Regions from separate parts of the Mus musculus genome. Here region 1 is linked to region 2. Evidence: chromatin loops called from intact Hi-C (ENCODE). Cell type or tissue: left cerebral cortex. All regions are shown on one strand.

The links. A loop is a pair of places that touch in the nucleus more often than their neighbours do. Peaks named below come from ENCODE experiments on the same cell type or tissue, not always from the same donor. Only the 100,000 strongest peaks of a DNase experiment are listed, where the experiment ranks them.
Region 1: it touches region 2 in a loop (2.7-fold over the local background); 2 of 42 quality-filtered maps call a loop at or near these places.

The regions. Positions count from the first base shown.
Region 1 is chr14:12,168,897-12,176,896 of GRCm38, forward strand. All of the region lies in intron 13 of Ptprg (protein tyrosine phosphatase, receptor type, G), which reads left to right. Among named protein-coding and RNA genes, the nearest start is that of 3830406C13Rik, 110 kb to the right of the region's middle. In left cerebral cortex, no CTCF peak of the experiment used is centred here; DNase peaks (open chromatin) are centred at 3,092, 3,473 and 3,845.
Region 2 is chr14:12,297,644-12,305,643 of GRCm38, forward strand. It overlaps 3830406C13Rik (RIKEN cDNA 3830406C13 gene), which reads left to right. Exons shown (of 5, transcript NM_178141.3): 4 at 1-13; 5 at 3,505-5,588. The coding sequence ends at 3,636. Among named protein-coding and RNA genes, the nearest start is that of 3830406C13Rik, 17 kb to the left of the region's middle. In left cerebral cortex, a CTCF peak has its summit at 3,233 (motif pointing right); a DNase peak (open chromatin) is centred at 3,249.

The DNA of each region.
Region 1 (8,000 bases), 130 kb before region 2:
TAGTGCTGAGTGTTCATTACCACAGGTGGGCTCTGAGGGAAGGCTCAACACAAAGCATTTGCTGATCAGCAGTATAGTGTCAGGTCTGTTCTCAGCCGAGGACAGGATACTGTGGTCATTTCAGCCTTCCCCAAGTATGTAACAATAACTCCCCACATAGGAACATAGCACAGTGGCTCTCAACCTTACTAACACTGTGACCCTTTATCACAGCTCCTCATGTTGTGGTGACTGACCTCCAACCCTAAAATTATCTTCCTTGCTACTTCATAACTGTAATTTTGCTACTATTATGAACTGTAATGTAAATAAATATCTGACATGTAGGATATCTGATATGAGGCCCCTGTGAAAGGGTTATTCAACCCCCCTAAGTGGTAGAGATTTACAAACTGAGACCTGCTGGAGTGCCTCTGTATAGCTGCCACTCTGCTGACCGTGGCTTCTAATCCTGCCATGAAGAACCATCTGAGCTGGGTGATGGTGGCACACACCTTTAATCCCAGCACTTGGGAGGAGGCAGGCGGATAACTGAGTTTGAAGACAGCCAGGGATACTCAGAGAAACTCTGTCTTGAAGAAAAGAACCATCAACAGTAACATCCAGTAGGGTTCCTCATGGCTTGCACAGCAAGTTTACAGCAGCCTGGGCTACACAGAAAAGAGTCATGGGGACGAGGGTGGTAAACTTGTACCAAGCAATTCTGAAACAAAACAAAACAAAAGCCAGCCAGCCAATCTCCTACACTGTACCATCTCACAGATCACAAAGACTGAGACAGGGAACAGTGTGGCAGGACAGGCAGAGACCCCAGGCAGCTAAGGGCACTCAGATCGGTGCAGTCAGATTCAGCAGAGACTGGGTACATAGGACAGGCAGCTCTGAACCCTCTGTGGTTTGAGGCACTTCATCTTAAGACTGAAATGACAGCTCTTTATGTTTCTGAAAAACTCCATTAGTCCAAATGGAAACTATAGTAGTGGTCATGCCAGAATATTGTTATTTTCCCCTAAAGCTTAGTTCAACATGCGCAGAGTCTTAGGCTTCATCCTGTAGATGGAGCCTACATTCAATGGCAGTGCACAAAAAATGTCTGTAAAGGAAAAGACAATTCTGACAGCAGGAAAAATAAACCGAGTTCCTGTTAAGACGGGTATGTTGGCAAAGCATGAGACCATGCAGGAGGGACAAGGGCCTTTTCTCTGTCCAACATTTTCCCTGTGATTAACATGAAAGGGGGCAGCACAGGGAAGCTTACATAGAGAACTGACAAGTCCCCGCGGTGGTGTGGCTTTGAAGCTAGAGTAGCAATGTCCTGAGGCACAGAGGCAGCGAGTGGCTGAGATAGCAGACAGAGGGACTTGACAGAAGCCATGCAGGTTCATCCAAACCTCAGGGGTTGTGTCCACAGACGGCAAGGTGCCCCCCCGCAGTGCTTGTGCACGGTGGCAGCAGTCTTCTGCAGCCAGCTTTGTAGAATCTGAGCGTGTTCACCTGGAGCTGGCAACGCTGCAATGGAATCAGTCATGAAAAGGTGGAGAAATCAAACCCAGGGTCTCTGAGTTCTCTCCTGCCTGTTTCCTGCTTGAGAGTGTGATCATGTTCAACAGGTCGGCCACCAGTGCCAGGCACTGTTCCAAACACTTGGGTGGCACCATCTCCTGGGGCACCATCTATGTGGTAGGTACTTTTCTTTCTTTGACCTGGGGAGAAAAAGGGACCTGACTTTTGTTAAATTGCTGCTGTGAGCCAGGCAAAATGCAATGTTATCAGAGCACATTTTTCGTTGTATTTAACACACAAATCAAGTTCCCTTAAGCACCTCCCCCCAAAAAACCCCTAGTACTGACTCACTACACTGAAAGGTCCAGGGGCATCAGGTGTGGCTGCTCTTGGAAGATAGAACAAGGACATAGGGACATGGCTGGCTGGCATGGTTTGTTCTTCATGGGCTCCCACTGGCCTGTGTTAGACTTATATCACTCCATCCCAGCAGAAAGGGACCTTGTAATTGAACAGTTCCAGTGAGACCTCAAAATGGTGATTCCACCTCCAGAGGAGTTTGTGGTTGGAAGGATGGAATATGCCCACTACGCCTGGGTTTCACTCAGGAGCCCAAACTTCGTGTCACCACTGTAATCATCAAAAATATGAACTGAGCCAGACGGTGGTGATGCACGCCTTTAATCCCAGCACTTGGGAGGCAGAGGCAGGCGGATTTCTGAGTTCGAGGCCAACCTGCTCTACAAAGTGAGTGCCAGGACAGCCAGGGCTACACAGAGAAACCCTGTCTCGAAGAAACAAAAAAAAAAAAAAAAAAAAAAAAAAAAAAAGAAAGAAAGAAAAGAACTGAAAGCCAGCAAGTGGTATTTCTGAGGGGACTGTCCAGACTTAGAAAGACAGCTAGTTTAGAAGATTTGGCTAAGTATTCCCTTATTTATGAAATTATGAAGCCATTTCTGTCATTGCATAGACTGGTCTTGTATGCCAGTTCCTGCTGTTTATACAGTGCTTATGGACTTGGTCCCATTGTGATATGCTTGGTGATTCAGATGCAAAGCCCTGTAGTCCCCAGGATTCATTAAAGAAATGGGTGAGTAACATAACGGAGTATAAAGACTATTTAAAGAAGGGTAAGGGTATATTGTGCTTCAACCTAGCCTGAAAGAGAAGTAAGGTCCAGGAAGAACCCGTGGGAAGCTGACAGCTAAACAGTGAGAAATCAGGGGAGGAACAAGCAGAGAGAGAGAGAGAGAGAGAGAGAGAGAGGAGGGGAAGGAAGGAGGAGGAAGAGGAGAAGGAGAGAGAAAGGGGGGGAGAGAGAGAGAGAGACAGATATAGTACATGTCAGTGGTATAAAAGCTGTGTTGGGTTTAGAAATTAGCTCCAGTCAATAACAGGAACTGGAGACCTACCAGGGTGGGGCCAGTTATCTTCAGTGAAGAGTCATCTTCCAGCCTCAGTTTCCTTACCTATAAAGTAGTTAGAAAACATGTACTGAGTGCATATGGGCAGGCAATATAGGCTGTGAGAAATGTCTGCCCTGTGTAACAGATGGGGACTAAGTACACATGTGCCACAATGTTCTACCAGATCTGACTGTAAGGAAAAATAGAAATGTAATTCTGGGTCCTTGCATACCTGAAATGTTTGCAAGTGAGAGAATGAAATCTATAGATAAACACCTTTTAAATGTAGTCACATTGTATAGCTGTACATAATTTCCAGCAATCTTACCATGGCATAAGATGGTATTTGAAAAAAAAAATAGTTAGGAATCTCCTTCTAGAGTTTATTCTTTGGAATGATCTCATTATGCACAGTAGCCTAGAAATAGCTCAGTCATCAATTTAGAGCTAAGTATAGGATAAATGTAGGTTAACCAACTGAGCAGAGCTACTTTGAGCCAAAAACAAAAGGGTGACTATAAAGTTAATAAAATCACTTGGGATGCTGCTCCTAATGGGCCTAATTCCAGATGAGGGCTTCCCTGTGTAGGAGCAGGGTAGGGACTGGCCCCACACCCACATCCCCAGTGCAAAAGCTTTGAGGCCTTCGAGCCATCTCCGCTCTCCCGGGGCTGGCTGTGCTCTCTAAGCCTTATTAGTAGCTGCAGCAGACTCATGGCCTAACAACAGAGGCAGGTTTACTTCTCACCCCCACAAAGTCTGACAGGGTAACCCCACTTTGTGGAATTGCTGCATAAGAACTTGACCTAGCCCCTGAGGACACACGGTGAGGTAGACAAGCATACCTGTATCTGTGAAGCACCTCCACACGTGTCCTTGGATATCTAGGTTCATTGACGTCATCATATCAGCATATGTGTCTAAAAAGGGACAAATTCGTTACTTCAGATTTGCTCAAGCAAAAGAAATGTGAGCACAAACTTCAGATATCTGAGAGATCCGGAACTGAGTCCACTAGGGGCTATTGAGTAAAAGCAGGTGGCAGTGTAGGTCTACAGAGGGAAATGTACTTTGTAATGCTTTTAGTTGAGGTGTTGGGAATAAGATGTGTACTGGCTGATTTTGTGTGTCAACTTGACACAGACTGGAGTTATCACAGGGAAAGGATCTCCATGAGATCCAGCTGTAAGGCATTTTCTCAATTAGTGATCAAGGGGGGAGGGCCCCTTGTGGATGGTGCCATCCCTGGGCTGGTAGTCTTGGGTTCTGTAAGCGAGCAAGCTGAGCAAGCCAGGGGAAGCAAGCCAGTAAAGAACATTCCTCCATGGCCTCTGCATCAGCTCCTGCTTCCTGGCCTGAGTTCCAGTCCTGACTTCCTTTGGTGATGAATAGCAGCATGGAAGTGTAAGCTGAATAAACCCTTTCCTCCCCAACTTGCTTCTTGGTCATGATGTTTGTGCAGGAATAGAAACCCTGACTAAGACAGGATGCTACAAATTTATTCTTCACTGGCCTTGCAGAGAAGGAAAACCCCAAATCTGTAACAGTATAGGACGTACACTGAGGACAGAACTATGTCCACAGGGAAGAGGACAGGGTGCTAGGGCAGGTCATAGAAAGGAAACACCCAATGATATGCTTGCCCCCCTTCAACAAATGGCACCCAGCTGTGTGCATGATATTTCATATATGCAGTCTGTTTCAGTGGTTCAGAGCTATTTCAAATGAGTCAGAACAACTGGGGAGAAAATCAGAGCTCTTGAAGATGCTGAAAGAGAAGAGTGTGCCATTTTGCTCTTACTGCTCTAGATGGTAGAAGCACTGGCTTTGAATTACTACTGAGGAAGCTCTCTGCAGGATCCATGGATCCTTGCTTTACAACAGCAAGCTGCTTAGATAGCATCAGTGCCCAGAAAAAATGTGCAAGAGCCCAGCTGCTGCCACTCAAAAGACAGACATTTTTGGATGGTACCTTTTTGATTTGTGTAATTTGAGGTGGATGCTAGGAGAGGTGCCAGGTGTTCTGGGGTGTGGCACTTGTTGAACCTCTGGGCTATATAAAGCACAGGTTAGCTACCTTGAGCCAGGCATCAGTGTACAACCTAGAATTGTGATGATTGTTATGAAGGCAGATTTTGTTTTATGTTCCTTGGAGCCTGGATAGCTCAGAACACACCACACACACACACAGACACACAGACACACACACACACACAAACACACACTATTTTACCATCTCTGGCATGTGCTTAGCCCAGGTTATAGTACAAATAGATCTTTAGTGAGTAGAGCCTTGATTTTAATCCAAATAACTTGACTTCATAGCCCACCATTATATGTACTATATATGTGGGAGGGAGGGGTATGTACATGCAGAGACCAGAGGAGGGCACTGGATATCCTGCTTTTCCTTTTGAAATATGGTCTTTCCAGGAGCCTAAAGCTAGGCAAGCAAGCCCCAACAATCCTCATGTCTCCATCCTGAATAGCACTGGTATTAGTCTCGAGTTGAGGGGTTTGGTTTTATACTGGTGCTGGGCTAAGAACCAGGCCTTCATGTTTACCCAACAGGTATTCTTGCCCACTGATCTATTTATCCACCCACCAGCCCCCTGCCATGGCCCACCATTTTAACTATCATATTGTGCTGCCCCAGATAGGGGAATACCATACATGGTGGGAATAGTTAGTCATTTCTATGTAGTCTGCTTTCGTGTTTCAGGTCAGATAGACACTGCAGGCAAAGAAACCACTTGGCTACTATTGCATGATGTTTTCACAGTAATGGCCACCTGACCTGGAGGTCCAGATAAGAACCAACTTGAGCTCTGATAATGATGAATATATTCAGTTATCTCGTTATTAGTTTGAGAATTCAATGTTGAGTAATATCACCTACTTCGCTTTAGTCCCAGTTGATTAGTGTTAATGTCCTTAGTTTAGTGTCTTACTGAACATAATCATAGCTTGGGAAGGGTTTTGAAGACATACAAGGCAGCCTCACTTCTCAGATAGGCCTAAGATAACTTCAAGGGTTCTGGATCATAGGCTGGTAAGCTTCGTAAATAGAAACTGTAGCCTCCGACCCTAGGCTTACTAAAGTTTGTTATTGCTCTACTCTGGTAAATCCATGTCCCTCTTGATCATATGACCAAGCCTTTTGTAAACTTTATGGCAAGTCAGCTCACATCAGTGAGTCACATCTGCATGTGGGAAAAGGTTTCTCTTTTACTGAGTTCCGTCTTTCTATGTGTTGATATCTGCTCCTGAAGAATGGTATTCATCAGGCACACGCCTTTAATCCCAGCACTCAGTAGGCATCAGCAGGAAGATCTCTGTGAGTTCAAGATCAGCCTAGTCTACAGAGCAAATTCCTGCACAGCTGGGGCTACGCAGAGAAACTCTTGAAAAAACAAACAAACAAACAAGTTCATCATGAACACAAGTGAGTTTTGTTGACACTGCAATTTTTTCTTCCCTGGATGTTCAGAGGGAGACAGAGTGAAGTGACTATGAAAGCATACAGATGTGTAGGGATTTGTACTGGCATTAACAGGGGCTTAGGCAAACAGAAACACATGGGCATGGGGTGTGGGCACGTGACAATATGCCATGTGTACTCATAGTGTGATTGACCACATGTGCATCTCTGGAACGTGGGCTCTTCCTCCAGTTGCACAGCAGTGACAATGACAATCAGAGCAGCTGTGAGCAGGTATACAAGAGATATTCTGCATGCAACTGCTCTGTCAGCCAGCCTTTCTTTGCTTGCTGGCTATGGCTTTAGATTAGCCTGCTTTCTACCCTGGCAGAATCATAAAGGAAACAGTGTACTAAGAACTTGCTTTTGCTTTTTCCTAAGTAGGTGGCAGAAGGGATTCTAAATTTCATATTACTAATTTCATTCTACTGTTAGTAGAAGCCACCGGGAAAGTAATTGTTGAATAAAAGAAAGCCCATGTTACGTGTTTCCCCTGTGAGGTGCTGGAGATTGAAGCCAGGGCCTTGTATACTAGTCAAGTACTCCTACCACTGAGCCAAAACACTTTTTAGAGATTTCTCAATAGGCATAAAAAATGTTGCCCAGCTTAGCCTCAGATGGGCATTCCTCTATTGCGCTCCCTAAGAACCTGGGGCAGAAGTGTGTTCTACCATTCTCTGCGTGTATGTGCTTCTGATTCTAGAGAGGCCTACCTGGCAGTTAGGATATCAGGGGTTGCTCCAAGAGAGGAAACAGTTTCCAGAAAGGAAGACTGGCCAGGATCACTTACGTTATAATGTTTGTTTATCCTATCTAGTGTTCTGCATTGCTGAACGAAGGCCTTTGTGGCTGGCCCATTTATTCCTTCCATTGTTGATTCTTTTACCACTTCTCACACATCTACAGGGCCATGGAGAATTGTGTAGGAGACAGAATTCCTGCTTTGCACACGCCTTTAATCCCAACACTTGGGAGGCAGAGGCAGGTGGATTTCTGAGTTCAAGGCCATGTCTTGGTGGAGATGAATAAGTAAATAAAGGTTATATAAAGTGCACACTCTTTTTAAAATTCTGTGCTATTTGAAAATAATGCCTGTCATAATCCCCAGCTGGCTGTCTCATTTGCATGGTTAACTGGAAACCCAGCTGTACTGATCTTACCTTCCCCAGTGGGAGCACTGAGCAGGACAGAGCCAATGCTATGGCTCCTTTGTGATGGCCACTGATGTTAGCATCTGTCCTCACTGCTCTTCTGTCTGCTTCCAGGTTGGTTTTGTGGCCTCCTTGGATACCAGCTATGCCAAAGGGGAACAGTGAGTTCTTTAAGAAACTTAAGCACTCGGGCAATGGTGGCACACGCCTTTAATCCCAACACTTGGGAGGCAGAGGCAGACGGATTTCTGAGTTCTAGGCCAGCCTGGTCTGCAGAGTGAGTTCTAGGACAGCCAGGGCTACACAGAGGAACTCTGTCTCGGGAAAAACAAACAAACAACAAAAAAAAAAACCTAAAGCATGGCTAGGGTACAGGGGAACAGAGTGAGAGCCAAGGAGAACTTCTTTGAGAAGATATTTGAGCTGTGACTGCAGAGAAAAAGTAGAGGGTGCATGTTC
Region 2 (8,000 bases):
GCTTTCTCTTGAGGTAAGACCCTAAGTTAACTCTAACAAGAATAACAACTCTAAGTTCCCTGCAAGATAAACAAGGGCTTCCCAGCTATATTGCCCAGGTTTTAGTCAACAAGAAAAGTAATAAAGGATTGGTTAATATTTTTATGTCCACAGTACAATATTTTATATGTTGTTAGCAATTAAGGGATATCTTGATGAAAAAAATTATCTAATCAGAATTGATAATTTTAAAAATCTACATCCAGTTTGTGTTTATGAATGCATGTGTGCAGCACATATTCATACACAAGTGCCATGCATGCACACATGCTGTGGTACATATGTGGAGGTCAGAAGATAACCTGCAATCATTGTTTCTCTCCTCCCGTCATGTGGATTCTGGGACTCAAATTCAGATAATCAGGCTCAGTGGCAAGTGTCTTAACCTGCCAGCATCCTAGTTCTCTGATGGAATACAGATCATATCTATCTCTAGCCCCCATGTCCCTCCCCCTTTAAAATAACCTATTCAGTCCAGTTAGAGCTGCCCTACATGTGCATGGATGTGAGGGATTCACTGAAGCATGGCAAACTTACCAGTTACCACCTCAACAAAGAGTGAGTCTTGTCCCCCAGCAGTTACCCACTGCCAATAGCTCTTCATCTCTCCCCTCTCTGCTGGGCTTCTGGCTGCCTTGATCCTGTGTAGGTAACCACAGCAGCTGTGTGCTTATGACTGTGATAGCCATGCCATGTCCAGAAGACAGCATTTCAAGCACTCATCATCACCCTCTGACTTTCACATTCTTTTGGCCTCCTCTTCTAAATAGAATTGCCCTGCAGAGGTAGACAATGTCAATGACATGAGCTTTTAAATGAAAACTGGATGCTTCCTGTGAGTTATTGGTCAAGAAGCCTGCAAAGTCTCCAAGACAACAAAGCCTATTGCTGTTGCCATCATACTTGGTTACCTACCATAGTGCATGATAAGATGCTACTGCTGCAGACACCATACTCTTGGCTTCTAGATATGGAGAAGTGAATTTTAAACTGACTGGAAACTTCCTCCCTGCTGCCTAGGTTTCATAGTGTCAGGAGATGCTATGTAGGCTGCTGGAAGAGAAAAGACATCAGTGGTCTTACGTAGTACTAAACCCTATGTGCTCCACTGCCAGGCTGCCAGGAAAGACATGCCCCCTGCTATAATAATGTTACAACTGTTAATGGGGTAACTAACTGCTTTCTCATTGGATTTCAGACCTGCTTCACAGGGTGGAATTTCTTGTTTGATACTGGAATCTTGGTCAAAAGTCCATGGCTGTGGAGTCCATAGGCCCTAGAATATTGTTATTTTCCTAAATGGGCATGCTGTCAAAGTTGCCTTCCAAATATTTATGCCTATACCCATATACCCATATTGACTGCTGTCAGCCTCAGTCAGAGAAACTTCTTTCTGTAATGGGCAGTAGTCAGTGCAGCTGCAGAACTAACTGGTCACAGTGCTGAGGAGAGACTCGGTGCTCATCCTGAATGGGACATCAATATTCACCAAGGCTCAGGGAACAGAGAGCATAAATGTTATAAAAATCTTGTCTTGTCACATTGAAGCAGCTGTCCTAATGAACCAGGACTATAGGCTGACTCTTCACATTGACATATTGCCCAACCAAGGAGTGCTTGTTGGAAATGTAAGGAGGAACAATAGCATTCCTAGACCAGGCTGTGGCCAAAGCCATTCAGATGCAAACCACCAGTTACATGGTAGAAGGCTGAGACAGGAGACTGCTGTGAGTCTACATGTGGAGAAAACAAAAATGGAAGATAAAAGAAAGAAGAAAAAAATGTCTACCTCCATGCTTATCACCCAATACAAACAACTGTATTAGTCAGATTTCAAAAGCAGACTGGAAGAAGATTGGCCATACTTGGTACTTGGATGAGTTTGTGTGGATAGGAATTTACTACATGGAAAATAGTTTCATTTTCTACTTCTAATGAGCTTTCTCAGATGTAATTTTTCTTTTTGCCCAATCAGGGATAAGAATAGATTCAAAAGTCTGAGGCTGAGAATCTGCCCCTCAATTTTCTGTGTCATTTAGGGTAACAAGAAGAAGCAGTGATCCAATGCGGAAAAATCTCTGGCTCAAAGTTGTGCATTGGGTATGTCCTCCTTTGTTGAGTTCACCAATGCCTTATTTTAGCAAATACAGGGCACACAATAGTGGTTAATTCAGCCGTGAATGGCACAGAACCCCCCTCCCCCATCTCTGGCCTTGGATAGTATTCTGAGCTACTCTGGCACAGCAGGGTAACCTTTATCTTACGTATGTCAAGCCGTTTCTCAGACCACATGCACAGATGTATAGATATTTAGAATCTCTCACGCCATCTTCAAACATCAGAACCACTGTATCTTTGTCGTGCTCAGAATGAAAACTTATGTGTTCCTAGTGCTATCTGATTCAATGCTGAATTATCCTCCCCCAAGTACTGATTATGTTCATCCAATAGAAAATACCATCCCATGATGAAAACTTTGGCACCCCAAGCCCTCCTTTACACAGTGCAGCAGTAGACAGCCAACAGTCAGACATATACAGCATCTTAATTTGCAAGCAGTTTCCATCAAAATGGGTACATTAGTTATTTTCTCATTATAAAAATCTAAAGAGCTGGAGAGTTAACTGACTCAGCAGGTAAGAGGACTTGCTGATTAAGACCTGAAATTGGATCCCAGCACCCACTTAAAGAGCCAGACATGGCCCAAATGCCGTAAACCCCAGCTCTGTGGAGCAAAACACAGGAGGACTACTATTGCCAGGCTAGCTCCAGGATTAAAGGCACTGTCTCAAAGGAGTAAGGCAGAGCATGGTAGACGGGACTTCGCAGTATCCTAGTTTCCATGGACATGTGTGCACACACATGTGCACATGCACCACACATGGACACTAAATTTGTATACAAGCACATAAATTTAAGAAAAATGACAATTTGTCGTGTCAAGTGTTCTTTTAAAAGACTTGTGGATATTTAACACCCCACACACCTTGAGGCGCCAACTTACGTGTTATTGCATTCTTGATCTTAGGTCCAGGTCTCATTCTCTCCTGTTAATTCTAAGGAAATTGCTCATGTATAATCTTTTATAATCATTTCACTATGGATAACCCCAGTTATGGGATGTAGAATTGTAAACAAAAACATTTAATAACAGGTACCATAAGTGACAGTACTGATAATAATCACAAGGCTGGCCACAAGAGGGCGTGTAAAATCAAAATAAAATTTAAAACCTTAATTCTGCCAGGCTCTGGTTTGCTGAGAAATTTGAAAATTAACTCTAGTAAGTAGCCAGTTCTTTCCCCCAAAATTAACATAAAATATACTAAAGAGAAAATGCACTCTACATGTACGTGAGAGAGTGTGTACAGGTGCACACATACACACTGAAGATAATAAACATTTAGGCTGTTGTGAAGAACCAAATTCAACAGTTTGATATGCTTTCTTACTTTTTTTTTTCAGACTCGTTACTGGGCATCAGTAGAAGAACATATCCCCAAGTGGGAACTGTTTCTTTTAGGAAGAGCACCATATCCAATTGGTGCTGAAAATCAAAATGAGGTACCATTCGTTCAAACCGAGGCAAAGTTGTAACTTATTCATGTGCTCTTTGAAACTTTTTTTTTTTTATAAAACTATGTAAATCCATGGCGGGGACTTAGGGAAGAAGTTTCATTTTGTTATTGTTTTCTATTGTCTCATTGTTTCCTCAGCAGCAACGTCAGTTTGAGAGCCCTCTGAAAGGTCTCAGGTTAGATCCTTGCACAGTCATAGACTTGCCAAGAAAAGTGTAAAAATTAATGGTAAGACATAATGTTTGTTAAATATGGTATTAAACCAGTGTTATGTGTGCTTAAAACCCACACCCTCATTCCCAACTAAACAGGTTGGCTGCAGGTATCCTAAAGTTGCGATTTTTCATCATTCACTTTGGGAACAGAAGCAGGAACAAGGTGCTGCCTTCCTTACATGAAAGTCTGCCACGCTTAGCTGCTCTTGTTCAATACTAGTTATCAGAAAATAGATTCCTGGGGTTGTGTGCTTCCTACAGACTCCTCCAAGTCCTTAACTCGAAAGCATTCAATATGTGGCCAGTTTGGGACAGCGCGAGTGGTTTTGAAAAAAAAAAATCTATGAGAGCTGGGAATGGCTACTGAATTCTGACAGGCTTATTTGAAGATTACCAACGTTGTGAAAACAAATACCCCTTCCTAAATGTCATCTTTCAACTCGTCCTCCCCTCCTTTCTATTATTATCTCTAAAACTTAAGAATAAAACCCAGAAAGCTGTGGATCACGGCCCTCTTGAGTCTCCAGTTCCTTCCTGGCTGCCGAGCACTGGGGAGAAGACAGAGCGAGCTTTCCTAGCTGTGGAGACAGCTTCTAGTGAGGGGGAGCCTACACTGTTCCACAGTGGGGATTCCAGTCACAAATGTGCCTTCACTGTGGTAAAGGTTCTTCTTTTGTTTTTGTTTTTTGTTTTTATTGCCTTTAAGATAAAAATCTCACCCTGTAGACCAACCTGGCCTTGAAGTCACAGCCATTCTCCTGTTTTAGCCTCTGATAACTGAGATTACAGGTATGAGCCCCAATATTTAGGTCATTTGTATTTTTAAAAGAAAACAACAGAAAAAGTTAAAATGCATATAAGCCCTCACTACAACAAAAACTAGTAAATCATCCATTGTGTAACATGTTCCTGTTCACTGCCATCTTGGAAATGTCCTGTTGAGTGGGTGTTGGTGTGGGTAACAATAACATTGTTTTCATAATATGTGCTGGCAGATTAGCACACTTCTCTGCAGTGTTAACAGTTGTAATTAAGGAATAAACAGCACAAGGTGTCAGTCCGATGACAATTTCATCTATAGTGTCACAATACAAAATGTCACAAAATATTAGAGCTGTTACATACATAGCTATAAAAAGTATCGGCTTAAGAGCTGAAGGCATCTTTAAGAGAGGAGACAGAGAGGAGGCAATGGAACACTGACTTAGCGGCCAGAACAATTTTATACATTCTCAAGACTGTCATGAAAACAAATTGATAATTTTTTCTGTTACATTACAGTTTGGGCTCCAGCCATGCAGTTGATTTAGCAGGGAAATGCAGGTTTCTCAGCAACTCCAAATCAGTAAACAGATTTAGACGTAGACAGGAACACGAGGAAGGGCTCTTTTTAAACATCCAGTCTCCCAGCATATGCACATAAAAAGGTGAATGAAGCAACGTGAAACGTACTTCTCTTCAGTCAAGTGAAAAAGGCTAAACATTTGTTAGCTGGTAAAATATTGTGTCAAGTAAGCCGGAAGATTCCAAAATTAAACAGTGGTTGATATGTTAACGTCCTCAAATATTTGAGTGCACACTTCCTTTGAGATCTGTAAATTAAATCACCAGTAGGTTGAATTACAATACAAAATGAATGGCATTGTAACCTCTCAGAAAAAGCTTTGTGTTTTCTTTCTCCCCACACTGATTGACTCGCTAGCTTGGCTTGGGTATTTTTTAAGTATAATCTAATAAAGCTTACACAATTTTGGGCAAAGAGAAGGTGTTTAAAGGCTGCAGCTGAGCCATTTCTCCATTTTGGTTAATAATTCACAAATTCCCACAGATGACTTTATTCTTGGCCCCTGCCGAGACTACCCCACCCCATCCTGCCTTGTAGACTGTAACAGATTGCACCACATGGTGTCTGTTAAAAAAAAAAAATCCCATGGGCTCTGGATATCCCATTAAAGGGCTTTATATTTTTGTGGGCAAATTAACTTAACACAGGAATTTTCAAACATTGTTTAATGGAAGGAAGGAAGGTAAAAAGGAAGAAACAGAGGGAGGGAGGGAGGGAGGGAGGGAGGGAGGGAGGGAGGGAGGGAGGGATGGATGCTATATACAAAGTATATCTTTTCCTACTACTAGGAATTATAAGGAAACAGGAATTTCTACTACTAGGAATTATAAGGAAACACCTACTCATACCTTCTTCCTCCAAATCAATATTTTAAATTTTTTATTATTTTTAGTTATGTGTATGTTGTAGGGATACACACATGCAGGTGCCAAATAGGTCAGAGGCATTCAAGCTAGACTTAGAAGCACTTGTGAGCTGCCCAATGTGGGTGCTGGGAACAGAGCTCTGGAACTCTGCAAGAACAGTAGACCTCTGAGCTGCTGAGCTATATCTCAATCAACCCAATTAGTATCTTAATCAGAATATAATTCTCCATGAACATGACATAATGGATTTGGGTGTTTGTTTTTAAAGAATATATAGAGTTTGAAGGAAAAGTTTTTAAAGAATATATAGAGTTTGAAGGAAAACTGTTGGTCTTCATTTTGGGGATTTGTTTGTTTTTGTTTTTAAGATCAAAGATTTTCCTCCAAGGTCTTTCTGGGCTAGTTTAAAGCATAAATATTCAGAGCTCACTTTCTGCTGGAACATTTCTAGTTATGAAGTTATCAAACTATAAAATACTAAAATCAGAGACTGTAGTTTTCCTCACACTTAAAAAAAAAATGGAGCTAGCAAGATGGCTCAGCAACTTTCCTCTTGCATCAGACCTGGTTTGGATCCCCAGCATCCACACAGTAGTTCACTACCCTCCATGATTCAAGTTTCAGGGGCTCCAGTGCCCTCTCCTGACCTCCATAGACACCAGCCATGCCTTTGTGTAGGCAAAACACCCATACACAAAAATTAATAAATAAATCTAGAAGAAAACTCAGTGATTATAAATACCAAGGAAAAAGCTGCTTCTCTGAGTCCTCTGTAAGAGAGCAGTGGATGGAGGCGGAGTCTCACACACAGTCCTGCCTCTGCCTCAGGCCACAGTGCTTCAGTTTGTCAGCTTGGAGCTGCAGCGTAACTTCACTTACAATATTAGCATCTGTCTCTTCTTCTGACCCATTAGAATAAATAAAGTGAGCATGGGAGGATATTTATGTTTGGAAAAATTTTTAACTTCTATTTTATCACTTCTCGTGTGACTAGAGCTGTGTGTATATAAAGTTATCAACTTCAGAAGAAAGGACCAGACTTGAAAATCTGTGTGACACATATTCCAATACATAAAACTTAACATAGAAGACCATGAGGCTGGCTTCTTTACAAAACAGACTCTTTCATCTCCTTCACTGCTACATTAATTTACTCCAAGCCAACTCATAGCATTTTGTCTTTTCAAAGAAGTCTTTTACTTAAAACCATGTTTGTAGCCTACCCTACTGATTTCTCCTACTTTTGAAGAATTGCCCAAACCAAGCAGTTTTAAAACACTTTCTAGTAGTTACCTGTACGTCTTTAATTGGATGGAGATAGCTAAGAGTTACAGGCCTCCAGAGTAGGTAATAACCCAGTAGTGTCAACAAGAGTGGAAGAAACCAAGGAAACAGAAGAGGGGAAACACTTTTTGAGAAAGCTTCAGGCTTGGAATGAGATGGCTCCACCCTACCCCTCTGTGTATCGTTTGTTTTCCTTGTAGTTTAGAAGTTAATTTGTCTACATAGGAAATTTAATTCCTCGTTGCTAATAAAGAGTTTTTGAGACAAACCTGCAGGCATGTCAACCTCTGGCAATTCTGAGGAGGATTGATGTGGGAATTTGACAGCTGGCTTTGTGAACACCCTCTCTAATGGAACTGAATTATATATCCTTACCAAAATCCAAGAAAAGGAAAGCAGCTCAAAGCCAGAGGCTAAGAATACTTCCCGACGTCATCTAACCATAGACTTCAGTTTCCTGCTTTCTCTTAAGTTACAATGATGAGAGGCTCTTGCAGTTCTGAAAACTCAAACTCGCCTATCAGACAAAGGCAGACGTGGAGCTTCTGTGAAGGTATTAATAGCATATAGCTTAAGTGCAGTGAAAATCAACTGTGGTACCGAGAGAAAGCCCTAAACTACACCTCTTAGGAAGCGGCAACTTAACACTTCAGTTTTAGGAGAGCAATTATTT